2 separate regions of the Homo sapiens genome follow, and region 1 is linked to region 2. The links are chromatin loops, found by intact Hi-C in ENCODE. Cell type or tissue: heart right ventricle. All regions are shown on one strand.

The links. Peaks named below come from ENCODE experiments on the same cell type or tissue, not always from the same donor. Only the 100,000 strongest peaks of a DNase experiment are listed, where the experiment ranks them.
Region 1: it touches region 2 in a loop (1.8-fold over the local background); 3 of 110 quality-filtered maps call a loop at or near these places.

Annotation. Positions count from the first base shown.
Region 1 is chr12:3,671,689-3,679,688 of GRCh38, forward strand. CRACR2A (calcium release activated channel regulator 2A) reads right to left here. Exons shown (of 20, transcript NM_001144958.2): 6 at 7,227-7,410; 7 at 1,758-1,904. Among named protein-coding and RNA genes, the nearest start is that of CRACR2A, 77 kb to the right of the region's middle. In heart right ventricle, no CTCF peak of the experiment used is centred here; no DNase peak of the experiment used is centred here.
Region 2 is chr12:3,337,306-3,345,305 of GRCh38, forward strand. LINC02827 (long intergenic non-protein coding RNA 2827) reads left to right here. Exons shown (of 5, transcript NR_187483.1): 5 at 1-1,357. The region is part of intron 1 of LOC100128253 (a long non-coding RNA gene); the gene reads right to left. Among named protein-coding and RNA genes, the nearest start is that of LINC02417, 27 kb to the right of the region's middle. In heart right ventricle, CTCF peaks have their summits at 4,942 (motif pointing right) and 5,143; a DNase peak (open chromatin) is centred at 4,936; H3K27ac peaks cover 1,348 bases.

The DNA of each region.
Region 1 (8,000 bases), 330 kb after region 2:
TTATATTCAGGCTCAAACTCTCCACTTCAGCCAGACAAATCCTCTAAGATTAACAAAGATACTTATTTAAAATACTAATAATTATTATTTTGACATTCATTGAATACTTATGTGCCAGCACTGTTCCAAATACTTACATGCATTATTTCATTTAATACTGAAAACTCTGTGAGATGGATACTGTCCCTATCTTACAGATAAGGAAGCTGAGACTCAGAGAGGTTAGGTAACTTGTCCTAAGTTGCACAGCTAGTAAATGGCAGACTCAAGAATCAAATTCAGTTCTGTCTGATTCTTAATTAGGTAATGGCTACATAAAAATATACCCTTTAATCCTTCCCTTCTCTGAGCTTTGGGAGCCTCTCCCCAGAATGTTCTTAACAGTTCTCCAGCCAAACTATGTTTCCTCCAGTGATACTTGTCCTCAGCTTCCTCATAATGCAGAGTCCTAAAAGTCCTTTCTCCCCAGATCTGTGTATACCCAATGGACCTCAACAAGTTATTTTTAGAGTTAAGGTCAGGGAGACACAAGACGAAAAGGAGCCGGGACTCAGAATAATGTGTAAATAGATGATCTACACAGCAAGACACATGGTGATCTTGCTCAATTAGAGGCTGCATGTTTGCTCTAAGACTATTTCAGCACAAACTCTGAAACTGCCTTCCAGGCTTTGCTGGAAGTATCTGAATGGAGGAGCAGGTGGTCTGTGGAACTGCATAGCCAAGGGATTGTTGAGGCTTCCTACAGAAAATGAGCAAATCTCTGGGTGTGTACAAGATTTCATGGCAGAAGCATGGGGCAGGGCCTCCTCTGTATATGCTTCCAAGCTCTACTCAAACCCAGCCCTGTGTTGTAGCCTCACCTTCAGGGTTATGAACCATCCCTAGTCATACCACATCTAAGTCCATGTTCATAAAATGCGAGCTCATGGCTGTAAATGTTTGTTAAAGGACTATGAACAGCACAGTGCCCATAACCATGCATTAATTCTCATGAAGGGACTGGTGTCTAGTGGGCTTGCCCCAGTTTTGTGATATACCTGCCTGTTCTGACTCTGGTTCAGTTCTTCAGCAGCTTCTTCAGGGCTGTGAGTGAGGAGGACTCTGGGTTGTTTCTAACAATGCTTGGTCCTGTCTCCTGGAGAGGTCTTGGAGGCAAATAGGGTAGACGAAGAGACATGAGGCCGTGACGGGAGAGAGCGGCCAGGAGGAGGGACATTCAGCAGGGCTATAGGTCACCTTACCAAACACGCCACCTCTGCAAAGTGGGCTGATCTGGCCCTGGGGGATGGCCCAGTATGCTGGGGTCTTACTGCCTGGAGGCAAGCAGAGTGATTTTTCTTCTGGTCACAGGCACCTGGCTAGCTCACTCCCAGTCCTGGCTCTACTGTTCACAAGCTATGCCTTCTGGGGTGTACTACTTAACCTTTCTGGGTTTCCAACCCTCCGCCTGCAAAATGTGCAGATAATAAATGTGCAAAATGATAACCAGTCCCTCCTTCAAAGCGTTGTGGTGAGAACTAAATAAGCTAGTGTATAAAAAGTATTTAGAATAGTGCCTACCATATAGCTTAAAAAGGTGACGGAGAGCTTAAAAATACATATATCGTGACAGACACAGGGCCTGGTCCCCACTTTGGCAGACAGCAAAAGGAGGCATTGCACGATGTTTTGGCAGAAGATCTAAGAGAAAGTGCACCGTGTGTCTCTCTTTTTCACACATAGTTACAGAAAGCGGCTGACACTGGGGTACCCACCTTTTTAGGGCACACTCCAGTTCATTCTTCTCCTCATGGGCTTCTTGGAGCTGGGAGATGATTCTGGTCAGGAAGTCTTCAAAGTTGGACAGTAAATGAGGTTCCTCCTTCTTCAGCTGCAACCAGAGCTGCTTGACATCACTTTCACTGCAAGAGAAGGGACGCTCATGTGGAAGTGTGGAGATGAGGCTTCACGGGAAATACAGAGGTTCCCAGACAGGAAACTGACAGCCAGAAACAGTACCGTCAGAATCATTATAAAGATGACAGTAGCTAACGTGGACCGAATGCTTGCTGCATGTGAGGAGCTTCAAGGATATCAGCTCATTTCGTCCTCACAATAACCCTACAAGGCAGGAGCTGCAATTACCCCATTTACAGATGACGAAGCAGGTGAAGAGAGGTGGAGTGAGCTGTCTAAGATCACCCAGCAGTCACTGATGGAGTCAGGGGTCCAGCTCAGGGCTGTCTGACTCCGGTGTTGGCCTCCTTCCCCACCTCGCTCTGCTGCTTCTGTTCTCCCGTGGCCTTCACGACGGGCTCGTGGGGCTGGGCGTGCACAGCAACATGCTCTGGTGCATCTCCAAATGCCAGGAAGAAGACAGGAGGACAGGAGCCCAGTGCGTTTAAGGACACACACTATGGAGCTAAAGCAGAGAGCTCGTTGCCCCCAGGAAGGATGGTCCTCACTGCTGAGAGGTAAAGACGTGCCATGTGATGGATGGCAGAAAGCAATTGTCACTGCAGGAAGGGAAGAGAATATGCAGCACCCCACTGTGGCCTAGTGGCACTAGGGATGACTGACAGGCAAAAAGAAGGGAAGGAGCAAGTCTGAAAGATGCGCACACACAGAAAGACAAGGCGAGAGAGACTTGGGAGACCCAGAGGCCAATAGACAAAGGCACAGAGGCACGTGTGTACACAGCTCAGTGACAGAGATACAGGGGCTCAGGCTGACACCCAGGGAGGGAATGAGGAGGAGACACACATGGTGGACCCTGTTCTCCCTTTCTGGGGAAACTAAAAAATCTGTGGCCAATGATCAAGCTAAGTTAAACATAAATCTGAAAGAGGATAGGTTTTAATTCAATAAAAGTTAATAATTTCTCACAGCTAGCAGACAGTAGAGTGTTATAGCATCAAGTTTGAAAGTTATATAATAATAAACAGTAGAGTTCAAGTGAAATTTCACAGGCTAGTTTATTATAAATTATCAATTAAACTTTATTCTAGCAAAGTAGAGAATAAATATAAATCTTATCCCGCAAACAATCAGGCTTTTGATTTTTTTAAATTAATGGGCACATATGTATTTTCCAACACTTTTTTCACATCTATATAACAAGATGTAATAACTAGCTCAGTTCATTGTCTTCTCAAAGTCTTTTGTTACTTAAATATTCACTCTGTGTCTTAATCTTTCAAGTTTCCAGCTATTGAAAATATAAGTCCTTCACCTCCTTCCATCCTTTCAACATAATTACATTTTGATTTTTTACTCTGTTAAACTTTGAGACTTTATGTAATGTATATTTCACATTTAATTAATTTAACCTGATTATGGAAAATCGCTTATGACCCTCGTTTTATGAGGATAAAGTTATCTGTATGCCTATACTTCTCTTGAGCTCTTTCCAAAATTTGCTTGTCCATTACAGTCATCTGCACCTTGACAATCTGCCACCAACAGATTCCTGTTGGCTCCCCAGGAATCCTCAGGATAAAGAATAAAATTATCTGTGCTTGTATAACAAGCATTATATTTTAGAAATTTTCTTCGGAAGTGATATTTGTTAGTGTCATGCTAGCAATGCCCCTGTGGTATAGACATTACTCTCTGCACCCTGCAGAGAAGAGGCCCACTGAGAAATGGGTGGTGACCTCCCATCCCTGTGGCAGCTTGCTCCCTGCTGTGGTGTGAATGTTTATATCTCCTACAAATTCATATGTTTAAATCCTAACCCCCAACATGATGGCATCAGTAGGTGAGGCCTTTGAGAGGTGATTAGATCATGAAGGCAGAGCCCTCACAAATGGGACTAGTGCCATTGACACTGTGTTCTATAATTAGTATTGTTTTAAAACTCTGTATGCTAACTCCCAAATATGATATTAAATAAATGTTTATACTATTATGACTACATAAATAATACCCCTGGAGAACCAGGACTCTTCCTAAAATTACGCCATTATTTGTTTTACTTCCTTTCCCTGTCCCACTTCCCCAAATCCCTTGCCAGTTTCTTCTGGGAGTACCTCACTAATAAATCACTTTAAGACAAAAACCACAAAAACAGAAACGTAAATGTGACTTGTCTTCCATTAAATTCCAGAAACAGAAGATCTGAGGATAGCTCTGACAAGGAACCCTCAGGAGAAGGAATAAAATCCTTTGTGCTTGCGTTATTAAGCATTATATTTTAGAAACCTTATTCAGAAGGGATATTCAATAGTGCCATGCTAGCAACGCTCTTGGGAAATGGACATGACTCTCTGCACCCAGCAGAGAAGAGGACCACTGAGAAATAGGCCCACCTCTGATCAGTTATCTGGTCATCTCTAACACTTCATCCCTCTCTCCCTCCTTTCCTTGCTCCATCACTTCCACCAATTCTTTCTTCTATCCCATCCAAACATCCGCGTACTTATTTAGACCATCCATCCATCCATCCATCCACCCACCCATTTCCTTATTAACTCAACAAGTATTTATTATGATCTGTTGTAAACCTTGCACTGTACTGGATGTCATGGGTGAATCTGGGAAATGGGAGAAAAGGAGGTAAGGAACCTCTCTGTTTCTCAGAATGAGTTCCATTCCTCCCAGCCCCACAACACACACACAGCATGTTGTGGGGGTCTTATTTCATCCTATAGGTAAAATTTAGATGTGGCAAAGGGTTCAGAGATAAGAGGGTCTCAGAGAGACACCATGGTGACCTCCCATCCCTGTTATAGGTTGTTCCCTGCTGTGGTGTGAATGTTTATATCTCCTACAAATTCATATGTTTAAATCCTAACCCCAACATGATGGTGCCAGAAGATGAGGACTTTGAGAGGTGATTAGATCATGAAGGCAGAGCCCTCACGAATGGCACTAGTGCCCTTATAAAAGAGGCCAGAGGAAGCTCATTCACCCTTCCTGCCATATGAGGACACAGTGAGAAGACAACTGTCTGTGAATGAGGGAATGTGACCTCATCAGAGAGCAAATCTGCTGGCACCTTGATCTTGAACTTCCTAGCTTCCAGAACTGCCAGAAATAAATTTTGGTTATTTATATAAAGTACCACATCTATGGCAGGTATTACAGCAAACCAAATGGACTGAGACACGCCACCATGAAGTAAATGCATTGTAAAATCAAGGTTCACCTTGCCAGCCCAGGTCTGTCTGTCCACACCTGCCAGGTTCCTGATGGAGCCAACTGAGCTCAAGTCCCCAGTGAGATTTGCAGACCCACCTGCTCCTCTTCCAACACTCTTTGAACTACTTAGTCATGGCAACAACAACTTGCCCCAGATTTCTGGAGAAGGGACAAGTCTTTCAACTTTTGATGAAAAACAAGCCAAAGCTCACTAAGCTGCCAAATCGCTTAGCCAATCGGACCACCAAGAAAAGTCAAAGTGCAGATGCCCAGTCTCGAACTTCTAGAACACACCAAGGCCACCCCTCCTGGGAGGATATGGGAGTATAGGCTAGAAAGGATTCTGGGAGGTTTATCAATCCATTTCACTGCTTCCAGAACAACACACAAATCATTTTGGTGAGCAAAATCTTTAAAGAGCCCTCAAATATTCATAGCCTTTTCTATTTCCCTATCTGAGGTCTCACAGCCGTGAATGTTTCCCTCATGCTGCAATCTAAGCCCACTTCAGTGAGGATGGAAGTGGCTGGTCACCATCTTCTGTGTATCATCTTTTACAGACCACTCTTGAAACCTCCACAAAACCTCCTCTTCTTCGGGACATCTCATTTTGGCTCAGTTCTGCACTGCCTTACTATAGGTCCTCAGAGTCACGTCTGGTGGACTCTAATTGAGAACCTTGCCAGTAAGGCTGCTACCCTGCAGTGAGGGCTGGGCAGAGAGGCCCCTTCCTTCCGTTACGGTGCCTCAGCTCACCTGCACTGCCTTCTCCTTCCCCCTTCTCCAGGAGGAGGTGTCACACTGTCACCAGGAATGGTCTCTGTGCTCTGGCCTGTTGTCCTTGGAGAAGCTGGGTCAGGTGTATGACTAATGAGCTTCCCACCCACCTGTGCCCCTTCCACCTGCCAGCTACACCTTCTGTGGTCGACACCTGCTGCAGCCCCTTCCAGGCCTTCAGCAAACCTGCTACTGCTGCTGGTCTTGAGTTCCACTTCCTGTGTAGCGCCCCCACCAGGATCTTCCCCAGGCACTTGCCTATCCCTTTCTTGCCTGGAACACACTTTCGCCAGCCTTTCCCAGTTCTGCCACAGTCTACCAAATTGTTTGCTGAAAAATTCACAGAGCTTCGGCCTGCAAATCGTATATAGGCCTCTTCTCTCTTGTCTCCTTTTTATCATTTTCCACCCTAGCCCCTTCTCTTCCCAAGCTCAGGAAATGTCAGCTGTAATCAGTAGGGCATTCCCACACTACAGGAAACATACATCTAACCCAAGACCTAAGGACCCCAAAACAAAAAGGCCAAAGGCAAAGGCTAAAGGGGCAGAAGGTATTACATGCTTTTCAGGCCCTCTGTTTGGTTTCTACTAGCTGTAACACCACATTTTCCTTATTTTATTTTACTTTACTTCAATGTCAGGGCTTAGATCCCTGTGTCTATTCCAAAGCACATTTTAGGAAAAAAAATGGTGGAGGGGTAGTTATGTTTTGTTTGAGATCTCAGCCATCTACAATTTTCCAAGTAGTGGCCTGCTAAAAACTGCTTCATTTCCCACCTTGGCTTCCTGCACAAGCCTGGTTTGCCGAGGATACCGTGTGCAAATGCTTCCACATGATGGGTTTTGGCCAGGAAGGCACCCACAGCTGGGGCAGCTGGGAGGCACCGTAGCTCTAGAGACCCAGGAGAGGTAAAGATGCTGGGGAGCTGATGGTGATAGGAAGCCTTAGGGAGAACTCCATGAAAAACCCTGAGAGCATGGTACAGACCTCTGATGTGTGAGTGCCTCATGAGGAGCAAGGCTGAGCCAAGGACTGGGGGATAATGCATGGCCAGGAGTGAGGAAGGTAGAGGGGGTGGGAGAGAAGGAGAATAGGAATGATTCCTAAAGAAAAAAAAATGTAAACAGCAGAGACAGAGCCCAACACACAGCCAGGTCATCACAAAGGACAGGCCCCCACTGGCAGAACCAGCGGGCCTTTACCTGCACTGCATTCCAGTGCAGGGACCAGCACCACATGGTTAACAAATGTTAATTGTTGAATGGACACAGGAAGAGGTTCCTACCAGGCTGGTCTCCGTTCTACAAATCACTGTCACCACTTACTCTTCCAACACCTTTTGGGCTCCAAGTCTGTCCATCAGCATCCGGAACTGGGCTTCCTCATCTTCGCCCATGTCGCCCAGATCCTCATCCCCTCTGGACAGATACACCTTCTCTTCATGGCGCTGGGCCACCTGTTCACCTGCATCTTCCTGACTTGGGTTATTCTGGCTGAAGAAGAAGTGACCTGGGGGGTGCAGGGCACAAGGATCCGAATTAGACCATACCCATCCAGGAAGAGCTCAGCTTTCTCACCTGCCAGGAATCATTGAAGGTTCATCTGAGAGAAGGAAAGGGAAGGGAAAGCCCCTCCAGCAAAGATCCATGGACATGGGTCCGTGGACACGTTCCAGATTCTGTGACTTTTCCACTTCCACAAACACCCCATCAGTGATGCTAGAATCTGGGAATGGCAGAATGTAAGACGGATACGGTGTCTCCTTTGTGGTTCTCAGTCCCTTAACATCTGGCTTAGAACGCATCTCCGTTGATTTCTTCTTTAAGCAACAAGGCCTTTCCCTGCACTGCATTCCAGCACCCTGACTGCAGAGGCTCCTATTGTCATCCTAGTCATCCTCCCGCTAGCATCACTAGACTTCACATCTACAAGCTCCTTAACAGTTTCCAGTGTACTTCCTCCATACTCATACTGTCCAGTGTTACAGCAGTCTGTCTTATCCTCCCAAGTCAATTAGAAGCTCCTGAAGGTCAGGAAAGGCATCAGATACTTACAAGAAAATTATATGGCCCCACACATAAGGCAGATATATGGCTTTT
Region 2 (8,000 bases):
GGCTTATTTGCCTGTCTTGCCAGGGATCTTTGAGGCTGTGGGTGTGCAGCATAGAGTAAAGATCAGGGAATCGCAAAGGCTACTGGATGCCTTAGTGGAGGTGAATTTGGGCAGAATTTTCCAGACCTTCAGGTGCCGGTTTTGTTCTCTTGACAAAGGTCTAACCCACAAATCTTCCACAGATTTCCCTGGCCTTGTTGTGTTCTTATTCTCTTTCCCTGTCTCATCAGGGTTGCAGGACACAAGTTTATCTGTCATAGACACACACTCTTTCTCTCTCTCTCTCTCTCTCTCTCACACACACACACACGTTCAGCATGGCTGCTTTGCAGTGGAAACCTGTACTGCACATCCACAGGTGTGGCAGGAGTCCCATATCAGAGCATCTGTGCCGGAAAGACCTCAATGATGACCCATTCTACCTTACCTGGCCTCTACACCCCTTGACTTCCCAGATGAGGAAGCAGGTCCAGACAGGCCCAGACTGTTTGGCAGAAGAAGTCTAAGAGCCTCTGGAGTCTTAACTCCTTGGGTTCAAACCCTGATCTGTCACAAGGTGTGTGACACTTTGGGCAAGTGACATGACTTCCCATCTCTCAGTGTTCTCATCTGTAAATGGGGATAATGATACCTACATCACAGGGTTGTTTTGAAGATTGAATGGGATAATCTATGTGACGTGTTTAGCATAGTCCTTGGCACATAGTAAGTATTTAATGTTAGCTTTTATTATTACATGCCATAGAGCTGGTACTAGAACCTACGACCCCAATCCTAAAACTCCACTCTTTGCCCCAGCACCATGCTCTGTCTCTTGTCCGGACACCCGTCAATGGACTTTCTAGGGAAAGTCAACATTGGTGATAAAGGCAGAGAAGGCCCACTGTACTCAGTAATCGCATTTGCTTCTTAGTCAGTCTGAACCTCAGTAAGTCTGAAGCCTCTATGGTTTCCTCTTCACCTGGACCTACTTGTACCCCTGGGCACCTGCACACTCACAGAGTAGTTGCTCTTTAAGAAATTGTCCCCATTTTGGGAAGCTCTTTTATTTCAGAACCATACGCAATGAGGCATTGGTTTTGCCCATGACCTTCTCTTCCTCTATCATTCCCAACCCCCCATCAGGCCCTCCTCCCCGCTTGCTCTTGCCTCTTTGGCTGGTGCTGGGCCAAAGCCCAAATTACTTCCCTGAGCCACTGCTCTGCCTTTTATTTCAAGCTTATGGGCTCATGGAGACAGGGAGAGAAGAGGAGAGAAAAGAAAAGGTGGCTGTCTTATTTGGGATTTCTATTTGCAGACCTTGAAGAAGGTAATTTAAGACTGTTAGTCTTCTCATTAAAAAAAGACAAAACCCATTTTTCTTCAATTTAGTTTGAGAGATAGGGTGGTGGAAGAGATATAGGAGAAAAAAAGGAAGCCTGTCAAGAATGGCGATGGATGGGGGTGGCCAGGCAATCGAGCAGAAGGTGTTTGGAGGTCATTCTGCAGTCGGCCCTGACAAGAGACTGGGTGCAGCGTCCTCTGGGTGCCATGGGTTTTTAGTAAGCTGAGGGATTTGTGGGGGCCTGGGCGCTACTGTCTGCAGTTTCCCTCCCTCTGCACGTCCCTCCCCTCCCAGCCAGGGCCCACTAGACTCCTAACACAGAACCTTCTCTCGATCTGCAGCAGAGGGGCACGATTCACTCACTCAAACCAAGGGGTCAGGGCCCCTGAAAGGAAAATTGTATTTTTTAAAAAGGACTTCAGGCAGAAGATAGGACTTAACAAAGAAAAACGTAATTCTAATGGTAAAATTTTAGCCATTATTGGTAGAGAAGATAGAACCACAGAATGTCAGGGTTAAGGGGAAACCTTGGGGCTCACTTAATTCAATCTTTTGCAGACAGAATGAGGAAATTTACCCATCGGAGCTAAAACGCACATCTTAAAATGACTTCTCTAGAAGTCTGTAATCGATGGTTGCAGTTTTCTATCCCCCACTATTCAAGGCTCCATCTCCTGTAATATCCCACCACACTTGGGTCCCTGTGCTGGGAGTGGCAAAGGCCCCAAAGAAACTTGGAGCCGGATGCCTGGATCTCAAAGCTAGCCTTGCCATTTTACTGGCTGTGTGACCTTGGGCAAGTTACTTAACCTCTCTGTGCAGGTCACATTTATGGAACACTTTCGCGTGCCAGATGCAGACCTAAGTGCTTTACGTGCATTATTCTGGTGCCTCTTTCCAATACCCCTATGAAGTAGGGCTAGTCCCATTTTGCAATATAACCGAGGTTCACACAGGTTAAATAACTTGTCCAAAGTCACACAGCAAGTAAATGGCAAAGCCAGAGTTGAATGAGGAATCCCTGGCTCTGGCCTCAAGCTCTTACCCACTGTGCAGTACTCTCAGGACCAGGGAACCCAGGGCAAGGCAGGAAGGGGTGGGGGGCAGAGACTGATGGTTTCCCTCATACCCACTGTGCAGTACTCTCAGGACCAGAGAACCCAGGGCAAGGCAGGAAGGGGTGGGGGGCAGAGACTGATGGTTTCCCTAATATTTGTTCTCCCCTTTTTCATTGGGAATAGAGCATCTCCATTTTAATTGGGTACTTGGTCACCTGGAGCAAAAGACATTTCCCAGCCTCTCTTCCGGCTAGGCATAGCCAGGATTCCCTGTTTGCCGGAGAGCGGTATGTAAGCAGAAATGGTATATGCGGCTTTTTAGAAGGATCGTTTTTTGGTATCTGTTTCATGTTCATTTACAAAGAATGTACATCCTGTCATTGTAGAGTACAGAATTCTGTATGTGTCGATTAGGTCAAATTTGTTAATTGCGCTTTTCACATCTTCTGTATCCTTACTGATCTGGTGTCTGATTGGTCTATTGGCTATTGAAAGATGCCTGTTACAGGCTCTCCCTACAAGTGTGAATTTGTCTATACCTTATTTAAGTCTCTTAAATTTTGCTTCGTATGTTTTGCAGATATTTTATGGAGTACAAACAGATTTGGAGTTAAGATATTATTCTGGCGGATTAATCCCTTTATCGCTAATAATGTCATTATCTGTCTTTTAACAGTTAGAAGTATATATATATATATTTTTTCTGAGACAGAGTTTCATTTCGCTCTTGTTGCCCAGGCTGGAGTGCAATGGCGCAATCTTGGCTCACCGCAATCTCTGCCTCCCAGGTTCAATCGATTCTCTTGTCTCAGCTTCCCGAGTAGCTGGGATTACAGGCATGCACCAACACACCCGGCTAATTTTTTGTATTTTTAGTAGAAACGGGGTTTCTCTATGTTGGTCAGGCTGGTCTCAAAGTCCTAACCTCAGGTGATCCACCCGCCTCGGCCTCCCAAAGTGCTGGGATTACAGGCATGAGCCACCGCACCCAGCCAGAAGTATCTTTAGAGTGGTGGGGGCATGTCTCTCTTCACCCTTTCCTTCTTCCTGTTGGTTGGAATGCTGATGTTGTGGCTGGAGCTGAAGCAGCTCTATTGAACCGTGAGCTGAAAACTATGGGTTGAAAAGGAGTAACAATTAGTTCAAAGATTCTGGGTCTCAGATGGTTTCAGAGCTGCCGTTCATCCCTGAGCTGCTTACCTCCAGACTTAGTTTACATTAGAGAACAACAAACTTGTAGCTTCTTTAAGCTACATGTTTGTGCCAGGGGCACTGCAGTGGGGGCAATAAGACCAGAGGCCCATGGCAGGCAGTGGTCGCCGAGCTCTTCTGACTGTACACCCCCTCAAATTTCTTATTTATAATTTTTATTCATGTACTATTGTCCATTTATATAGCAGGTATTCATCAAAACTTCATTTTGCAGTTTTGAAAGTTAAAAAATAATGAGGGATAGGGATTTCAGTAAGTTTTCCCTGTATCCCAGTATATTGTCTGTTGCCACCTTGGAGACCACTGGTGCAGAGTGTGCATGGAGTGGGTGAGAGCTGAAGGTTAGGTGGGGTCAGGTCAAGAGTGACCTTACATGTGAAGCTCGGGGACTTGAATTAATGTCCTGAAAGTGATGCTGACCCCAGGAAGGTGGTGCTTAAGTTCGAGAAAGAGATGGTGGAGGAATGGAGATAGGGGACAGACACCTGACTGGCGCAGAGGGAGGCCCCATCAGGCAGGCAGTGTGCTCCAGGAAGAGGCAGGAGAGGAAAGACCCCAGGAGTGGGCAGAGGAAGAAGCAGCCAGGTGGGAAGTTGAAACAGAGGCGGGGGTAGAAGGAGAACCAGGGGAGTGGGGGTCCAGGTAGCCAAGGAGGACAGGGTGGGCTGCAGTACTGCATGCTTGCTAAGAGGTCCAAGCAAGGGCTCACCTTTGTCCATGAAGGATACATGGGGATCATAGGGATGCACCATGAAGGGAGGGGAAACGGAGACCTGGAGGTGAATATTTTCAAATGAGAAGGCTGGGAGGGAAGCAGCTAGAAGGTCAGGGAAAGGAAGTGCTTTTGTGTGATGAGGGAGGGCGGCTCGGGCATGCCTAGTGCACTGGGAAAGGCTCCAAAGCCTGCTTAACTCTGCTGCCTCCGGGGAAGGGGACAGGGCTGAAGGAAGGTGAGTGGAAGAGCTCCAGCCACCACTTCCAGCCCTCCTCCTGACTGTCCCAGTGGATTCCCCTCTCTGGGACCTCATTGTACCCCAATTTCCTTTTCCCTGGAGAGTGATATATCAGGGGAGGTAGGTGGGGGAACATGGCAATGGCTGCAGCTGCCCCTGGAGAGGAGAAAAGCAAACATAAGCCACTTGATGTGAGCTTATCTGCCAGCGAATGGAGGGGCCAGGGCTTTGGATAATCCCCCAAATCATTTTTCATTGAGCTTTGAGTGTCTTATGATTGCTGGGAAGCCGACTGGCCTTCCTAAGTGGGTGTTATTTCTGTTCATAGCAGTTGGGAGCTGGGCTTGGGAACCAATTGAAGGAAGTGTTCCTGAGGGGCACCAGCTAGACAGCAGGGGGCAGGCAAGGCAGAGACTCCCACTACGGGTGTAACCAATGCTGGATGCAGAATCACGGACAAGCCTCTGAAGACAAAGGAGAGGGACCGTACCTCCCAGATCCCTGGCCTCGCGACGCTGATCTCTTCCTTGGCCTCTAAAAGGCACATCTGTGTCCTCCCTTTGGCCCTTTGTTCAGGCTGTGGCCTGAATCTGAAACCCCTGCTACTCTGTCCCAATGCTCCAGGGCTCAGGGGGACTCTACCCCTCCCTGAAGGTGGCTATTTCCACCTTCCCAGACCCCCAGGGCAAAGCCCAGCATCCACGGACTGCAGCAGTTGGCCTGGGTGCTTCTCAGCATCTTATTTAACAGACTGACTGATTTGGTTACCTTCCCGAGCTTGTGGACTGAGATGGGGACAGCGGTGCCACACAGTGGGGTCCAGACCCTCTTTCTGGCTCTGCCCTTTACTTGCTGCCTGTGCTTGGCGAGGCAAGCTACTTCCCTCCCTGAGTGTTTGGTTTCCCACCTGCAGGGAAAAGCAGCGGCTCTCCTGCTTAGGTCTTAGAATTACCTGGGGGACTCGTTAAAGTGAAGATCTCAGGGCCCACCCCCAGAGTTTCTGATTCATTAGGTTTAGTGTGAGACCCTGAAGGATTTGCTCCCAGGCAGGGTGACTGATAATCCCCATTTGCCCGGGACAGAGGGATTTCTTGGGATACAGGAGTGCTGTTCAGGGTTAAACCTGGGCAATCCTGGGAAACCAGGATGGCTAGTCACTGCTCCCAGGTGCTGCTGGTCTTGGGACCACACTTTGCATCAATGTTCTCTAAGGTCCCTTCCAACTCTGAAAGTCCCTGTGCCTGCAGTATAAGTACCCTTCACCTCTGAAACAGGCATAACTGGGTGGGACATGAGGGTGGGCCCGTCCTCTCATGCAAATTCACATTTAGGACACAGTTCCTGTTGAAATGATAAAGATCTCCCAGATTGCCCGGCAATGAGCCTCAAGGTGCCTTCCCCCCAGGAAGAGGTTCTGACTGTAGCACAAAGGTGGGATTCAGGGGCAGCCAGCAGGTGCGGGGGCGGTGAATGTCATTGTCAGGATCCATGCCATAGGACATCTCAGAAAGGCAACCACAGATGCCTTGAAGGTGAACTGATGCATTTTGGGGACTTTCATCAGGGCTGGATGTGTAATGGCATGGCTGTGAGACTTGAGGATCATTGTCCTCCTACTGCATCCCCCCGCTCTCCCAAGCAGATGAGGCTCAAAGCACAGAGATGCAGGATGTGTAGGAAGAGCCCAGCTGGCTGGCCAGATGTGCTGGGAGTCCTGGTGAGCAGGGCAGGCTCCAGCCGGGGCCAGTGCCCAGGAGCACAGGGTACCACAGGTGTTGGCTGGTGGGCAAGACCAAGTCCTTTAATAGTGATGGGGAGCAAGGGGTGGGAGCTGGCTGTATAGATCATACATAAACACATGGCGTTTTGAGGCCCTGGGTGAGCTGCATCCTTCACTCCCTCAACAAACATGTATTGAGTGCCTGCTATGTGCTATGTGCTGGTACTTGGAACAACTGGACTTGCTCCTTCAGGAGGTCACAGCAGTCGTGAGGGTGGGGCACATGCATGCAAACAACTTCCAGACACTGGAGAGCACTTTCAGAGATGCTGGCCCGTCCTGATGGGAGCGCAGAGGGACAGGCATTGATTCTGCCAGACGAGGGTGGTGGGGGTGGATGGCAAAAGAAAGGGGCATTTAATTTGGTCCTTAAAAACAGGCAGGGTTTCTGCGGGCAGAAAAGGAGGGAGGGCTGCCCAGGGAGAGGGGACAGTGTGAGCAAAGGCCTGGCGGCATGGCTGGGCAGGGTGGGCCGGCGGGGGCAGGAAGGGCTGGGAAGCCATGTCTGGGCCTGGAACAAACTTGGCCTCACTAAGTTGTGACTTTCCGCTTTCCCCCACATTCTCTACTCCTGGGATCTCACCAACCTCTTATTCTTTGTCTGCTCCCATTAGCAAAAGCTGAGGTTGGGAGGGACCTGACTCTCCGTTCCCTAAGGGAAGAGCACCCCATACCAGGGGAGGGCTTTTGGGGCGCCTGATGTTTCTGAAAACAAACAAGCAAACAAACAAAACTGGCATATTTCACTTAACATAACGTCCTCCAGGTTCATCCACATGTCACAGACAACAAGATTCCCTTCTTTTATAAGGCTAAATAGCATTCCATTGTATATATATGCCACATTTTCTTTACCCGTTCATCCCCTGATGGCCGCTTAAGTTGATTCTGTATCTTGGCTATTGTGAACAGTAATGAAATGAACATGGAATGCAGATAGCTCTTCAACATACTAATTTCATTTCCTTTGGATAAATACACAGTAGCATCTTATGTTAAGTGAAATAAGCCAGGCACAGAAAGACAAATACCACATGATCTCACTCATACGTGGAATCTAAAAAGTTGATCCCATAGAAATAGAGTGTAGAATGGTGGTGGGGGGAAGTGGGGAGGGGAAGAGATGTTGGTTAAAGGGTATAAAATTTCAGTTGGACAGGAGGAATAAGCTCAAGAGATCTATTGCATGTCGGGACTCTGTATGGTTAATAACATTGTATTTTTTTTTTTATACTTTAAGTTCTAGGGTACATGTGCACAACGTGCAGGTTTGTTACATACGTATACATGTGCCATGTTGGTGTGCTGCACCCACCAACTAGTCATCTACATTATGTATATCTCCTAATGCTATCCCTTCCCATGACAGGCCCCGGTGTGTGAAGCTCCCCACCCTGTGTCCAAGTGTTCTCATTGTTCAATTCCCACCCAATGTATTCTTTTTTTTTTTTTTTTTTTTGAGATGGAGTCTCACTCTGTCACCCAGGCTGGAGTGCAGTGGCACGATCTTGGCTCACCGCAAGCTCCGCCTCCCGGGTTCACGCCATTCTCCTGCCTCAGCCTCCCAAATAGCTGGGACTACAGGCGCCCACCACCACGCCCAGCTAATTTTGTTTTTGTATTTTTAGTAGAGATGGGGTTTCACCATGTTAGCCAGGATGGTCTCGATCTCC